Linked DNA regions of Mus musculus: region 1 is linked to region 2. Evidence: chromatin loops called from intact Hi-C (ENCODE). Cell type or tissue: left cerebral cortex. All regions are shown on one strand. Each heading gives the region's core, and the rest is flanking DNA. Links, peaks and the distances in the headings are about the cores only. Region 1 overlaps Ngly1 (N-glycanase 1). Region 2 overlaps Top2b (topoisomerase (DNA) II beta).

Evidence for each region. A loop is a pair of places that touch in the nucleus more often than their neighbours do. Peaks named below come from ENCODE experiments on the same cell type or tissue, not always from the same donor. Only the 100,000 strongest peaks of a DNase experiment are listed, where the experiment ranks them.
Region 1: it touches region 2 in a loop (2.5-fold over the local background); 6 of 42 quality-filtered maps call a loop at or near these places.

The regions. Positions count from the first base shown.
Region 1 is chr14:16,291,260-16,294,067 of GRCm38, reverse strand. All of the region lies in intron 9 of Ngly1 (N-glycanase 1), which reads right to left. Among named protein-coding and RNA genes, the nearest start is that of Ngly1, 43 kb to the right of the region's middle. In left cerebral cortex, for the core only: no CTCF peak of the experiment used is centred there; a DNase peak (open chromatin) is centred at 1,494; H3K27ac peaks cover 311 bases.
Region 2 is chr14:16,365,791-16,368,598 of GRCm38, reverse strand. The region is part of intron 1 of Top2b (topoisomerase (DNA) II beta); the gene reads right to left. Among named protein-coding and RNA genes, the nearest start is that of Top2b, 2.0 kb to the right of the region's middle. In left cerebral cortex, for the core only: a CTCF peak has its summit at 1,431 (motif pointing left); DNase peaks (open chromatin) are centred at 1,409 and 2,498; H3K4me3 peaks cover 1,429 bases; H3K27ac peaks cover 493 bases.

The DNA.
Region 1 (2,808 bases), core at 18-2,517, 74 kb after region 2:
CCCTGAGGGTGGTGGACTCCTTTTCTTCTGGAAATAAAAGTCCAAATAAACCCCATCTTCTGTAAGTTACCTTGGTCATATTGGTTTGTCCCAGCAATAGAAAACCCATCTACCTACATACACTCATTCCCTCATTTCTACTCTTCTACCTCCATCTGTAACTCTGACACTAAAGGTTATTACCAGCTTTGCACTCTTTCAACTTCTCTGTCTGTGCTCCACACAGATAATAGTGATCCCAAGGTGAAAACTTGATAACTGAATTGTCTCCAGATCCTGCCAAGGCCCACAGGAAGGCAAAACCATCAGCAATCTTTGTACTCTCAACTTGATATAACAGTTATTACTCCATCACAACAGTGGGGCACACTATGAAAATATCTAACAAAAGTGTATGTATGTGTACATGCATGTGTGTAATGTTTTAAAATATCATTTAGTGGGTGTGGTGGAGCAAACATAATTGCAGTCAGTACTGGGAAGGCTAATGAAGGAATAAAATAGCAAGTTTGACACCAACCTGAACTGCACTGCAAGATCTTATCTTTAAAAGACAAAAAAATAGCAAAACCCCTCATCAGTCTACATATGAAGGAGAATGAATTTCTTTAGCAGAAACTGTCTATTTGCTCTCAAAGGTGAATAAAAGCAAGTCATTATTTTTTAGAATTTGATTTTAGCAAGTTCTGTTTTAGCATTCTCAATTCTCTTCCTATCTTCTTCCTTTCTCCCACCTTCCTTCTTTCCTTTTGTGGCACTGAGGACCTATCACCTCAGTGCCACAAAACATGAGCATGCACTTCTACAACCCAACATCTTCTCTGTTTTATCAAAGATATTTCAGAGTGCTAACACAAACCACAGAAAAGTGTTTGGAATGATAACCTATTCTCCCATAAAGGATAACTATCTGTCAAAATTTTTAAAAAGCACATTACTGAATATAGCATGTATGGAAAGAAGCAAAGCAACACATAACAAGATTAATATTTCATTAAAAAAATAGAGACCATGCTGATCTCAAAATTGAGATCCTCCTGTCTCAGTCTTCCTAGGGCTGGAACTACAGGCATGTGCCATCCCTCTTAGTCTTCATAAAATGAAGTTAAGATAAAACTTTCCTTTCTGGAAACAATATCAGCAATATTTTCTTCTTGCTCCAAATGATTGTGAGATCAAGATGCAATTATTATTTAGGGTTAACACTCCTTTAAGCTCACTTTTAGAACATCCATTTGTAATGTGAGAATCAGTGGTTTCTTTTTAAATCCATGGCAGTAAGATGGTCTCCAGAAACTGAGAAAATCTCAAAGTTTTCAACAGGGAAAAATAAGCTCATTCTATGGCCCAGTTTGTATTTTTAAAGTTTAATTAGTGTATACCCATGTAAGAGGAAGCACACTCACTCCAAAGGAAAGGAACTCAAGACCTAAATAATGTCCCTGTTTTCAGCTGAACACAGCTGTGAGTTAAACGAGCTCTTTAATGGCTAAATCTAGACTCAGACTCCTAGCTTTCACTGTGTCAGCAGTGAATGGAACTATTTGTTGAACTTGGCTGTTATAATTCTACAGCTAAAGCAACATTACTAACAGCCTGCCACAGATGATGGAATGAACTAAAAAGCAAACACAGAATTTACTGGGACTCTGGGACATGAAAAATGAACAATGGCATACTTAGATAAAGGTGACATAAAAGTTTAATTTGTTCAGAATTGTCACTATGTAATGGGTCATTTTCCTTTCAGGCACTTTCATTATGTAGCTTCCTAGGCTCTATGTCTGCTGAATAATGCAGCAATGCTTCTTGAAGCTCCCTAGATAAGAGGCAATCTAGTGCCCTATGTCTCCCTGCACATGGACTTCCACCATACAGATCAGTTCCAGTGTTAGGCATTCCATTTCTATAGATATAGGTGAGAGCAACCCTACCCTCAGTACTGAGGCCTGAGGACAGAGCCTCACACATGCTTGGCAAGTGCTGTACTGCTGAGTTTCTTTCTCGAACTTCTTTCCCTTTGACAAAAGTTTCACTGATGGTCATACTGAACTTGAAGTTTTCCTGCTTTAGCCTCCCTAATATCTAGTGATGCAAGTGGGTGGCAACAGAAACAGGTACATAATAATTCTTAGACTAAATAAAGCAGGTTTTGATAGCCTTATCCACTAAGGCAACCAATTGTTAGAAATGTGAGCAGAGACTGAAGGAATGATCAGACAGAGACTCCCCCACCTGGGGATCCATCCCATCCATCCCTTTTTTTTTTTTTTTTTGTTTCTCTGTATAGCCCTGGGTGTCCTGGAACTCACTTTGTAGACCAGGCTGGCCTTGAACTCAGAAATCCACCTGCCTCTGCCTCCTGAGTGTTGGGATTAAAGGCATGTGCCACCACGCCCGGCTGGGGGATCCATCCTATATATAATCACCAACCCCAGACACTATTGTGGATGCCAACAAGTGCTTGCTGACAGCAGCCTGATATAGCTGTCCCCTGAGAGGCTCTTCCAGTGCCTGACAAATACAGAAGTGGATGCTCACAGCTATACATTGGAGCACAGGGTCCCCAATTAAGGAGCTAGAGAAAGTACCCAAGGAGTTGAAGGTGTCTGCAGCCCCATAGGAAGAACAACAATATGAACTAACAAGAACCTCTGGAGCTCCCAGGGACTAAACCACCAACCAAAGAGTACACATGGTGGGACTCATGGCTCCAGCTACATATGTAGCAGAGGATGGCCTAGTTGGTCATCAATGTGAGTAGAGGCCCTTGGTCATGCTGTGAAGGCTCTATGCCCCAGTATAGGG
Region 2 (2,808 bases), core at 154-2,653:
CTTTATATAGCTTATTTTATTTTTAGTTAAAATAGAATTACATTGTTTCCTCCCTTTCTTTTTCTTCCTCTAACCCATACCATGTTCTCCCACTATATTAATCTACAATCCAGAGTATTCATTTGAAAAAATATGTCATTAATTTATAGCCTAGTGTTTTCTCAAAAATTTGCTACAACCTGATTAAAAAATTAGTATCTTCTACTAACCAAGTCTTACAAGCTAAAAATTCAAGAAACTTGACTGCTTTAAATTTAGTGTGTATTTAATTTTAAATAGTTACACTACATTTTTCTAATTTCAGTTAGGATACTAAAAACCAAAATCAAATCAAATTAATCATTATAAGCAAAAAGTAGTGTTAAGAACCCCTCTATTGCATTGTGTCTGACACTAAAAGGTAATCTTTCATCACAAGAGAGTATCAACACACAGACTGAAGGTAGTACAGCAACTCCTTGGCTAACATAAGGTAGGTGGATTAACTCCAGTTTTGTATTACTATTCACAAACAGATGGCAACATGAGACTAGCTTCACTGTCGCAGTAAGCCCCCAAACTCCCACAATGAAAATCTAACTTTTCACCTAGCTAAATAATCTTATGTAAAATCAAAAAAAAATAAAAAAATAAAAAAAAAGATTTAAGCTCTCTGAAAAAAAGTCTCACCTGCAATATGTATTGCAGACAGAATATGAGCCTATGTCAAAGCCCACATCAACTCACTGTAACATCTTCCAGTAAAGAAAACCAGCCAGGCCCTGTGTGATGGCTCACATGTGTAATCTTAGCACTCATGAAGCTAAGGAAGGAGGATCATAAGTTCAAAACCCATCTAGGTAGGAAAATGTGCATATATACACTCTCTCCTCTCATACACAAATGCACAAGAATTTAAAGCAACCTGTAAGCTTTATTACAGACATAAAGATGCTCGCTCTAGAAACATAAAGCAAGCACAAACCTGAAAGAGGACTTCTAATGTGATTGTCTTTTCAATAACCTAATTCAACAAGAAATATTATTTAAGATCAAATTCTATTTTACTGTAATTCCCATAATCTAGTTTATAGTAGATTTAGTCAATGTGACTATTTTAGTTTCAAATAGATTTTTTCTAATTTTGAATGAAACTCTACAAATTTTGCTCAATTTTGTATGTAAATTAAAGTTTCCCCATTGATCTTAAAAGGAAAGGTGCCCATTAAATTGTTTATAAAGTTAATAACAGCAAATTAAAATATTGCTACCATGAATTAAAAACAATCCAACTGTGTCACAAAATGTTTGCTATGGTGACAGAATTTGAGAGATGCACTAGCTGCTCTTCCAGAGGAACTGGGTTCCAGAGGATCTGGGTGGCTGCAGTTCCACAATATAGATGCCCTCTTCTGGTCTTCCTTGCCTAGGCACCAGACACTTAAGTGTTGCACAAGCAGGCAAAACACCCATACACATAAAATAACAACGTAAAAATATTTGCCAAAAGAGGGGAGGGGGAACTAGAGAGATAGTTCAGTGGTTAAGAGCACTCACTGCACTTCTAAAGGTCCTGAGTTCAATTCCCAGCACCCATATGGACGGTCACAATTTTCTGATGCTGTCTTCTGGTGTGTGAAGTACATGTAGACAAAAGCACTCATATACATAAATAAATCTTAAAAAGAAATATTTGCCATTGTGGAACCAAGTTACAGACAAACTTCTCAGATGTCAGTGCTTCACAATTACCAGTGACACTGGCATATGATCACACATGTTCAGATGTTTAGTTTTAGTATCCGATAAGGGACAGTAATTTCAATCATTCTTTTCATGGACACTTATCCACTACCTTACTATCTAACTTTTCTTCTCCACGCTCGCCTTCTATACTGTCTAGAAGTACGTATGTCTGGAGATTTGAAGATAAGTACCTGGCAAGTTACACTGTAAAGTATCTTCTCGAGGCCCTGCAAATGCTGAAACTGTTTTTCTGCTCTTCATAGAAACATCCTTTTTATAAACAACACTTGTCGATAGAAACGACTGCTACCCCAGCCTCATCGAAACCTCAACCAAACAAAGAAAACAAGGAACAAAAATGCCAACCAATACCAAAGTTCCTTAGTGTGTTCAAAAGGCGGGGAACTAGGATCCTCTGGAAGGGATGTGTTAAAGTCCCTGAAATGTGTAAATTTTCTGTCCAAGCTGCTGGCCTCATCTACTAAGTCCGGTGTTTTGTTTGGGAAATGACCCTGGTCTGAACTCAGTGCTGAGTAAGTGAAATGCTGGAGTTATCGATCTGTCCTGGGAGCCGCGTTCCAACTGCTCCCGCTGCACTTGCTAAGTCCACCTCCCTCCAGGAACTGAGCTCTGCAATCCTCCAAGTTCAGGCTTAAGCACCCCCTCACCTCCGAGGGACACCCCTGGGCCCCCACACGGTGTACACGGGAGGCTGACGTAAGTAAACTCTTCTTTTAATCCCGCGGGCGGTCTCTAGCCTGCTGTCAAAGTCGTCCCAAATACCCTCTCTGCGGAATGAGCCTTTTCTGGGGAGGCGCAACCCGCAGTGACCATTCAAGTGCACATTCCTCTGGGACAGGCCGCCGGAAGCCGTAGCATACCGGGCACTATTTTCTGGTGCTGCACTTATGGAGGGTTGGCCCGGAGGCTCGCATTATCGCGGTCCCCCCACTCTCGGTGTGCACCCTGAAGTTTCCGGTGAGCATTGTTCAGCAGCCTGAGCCTTGGTGGAGGCGAAAGCAGAGAGAAAGGGCACACGGGGCTAGGCCCCGACTGCAGCCTGACAGGGCGCCCGCCGCACCA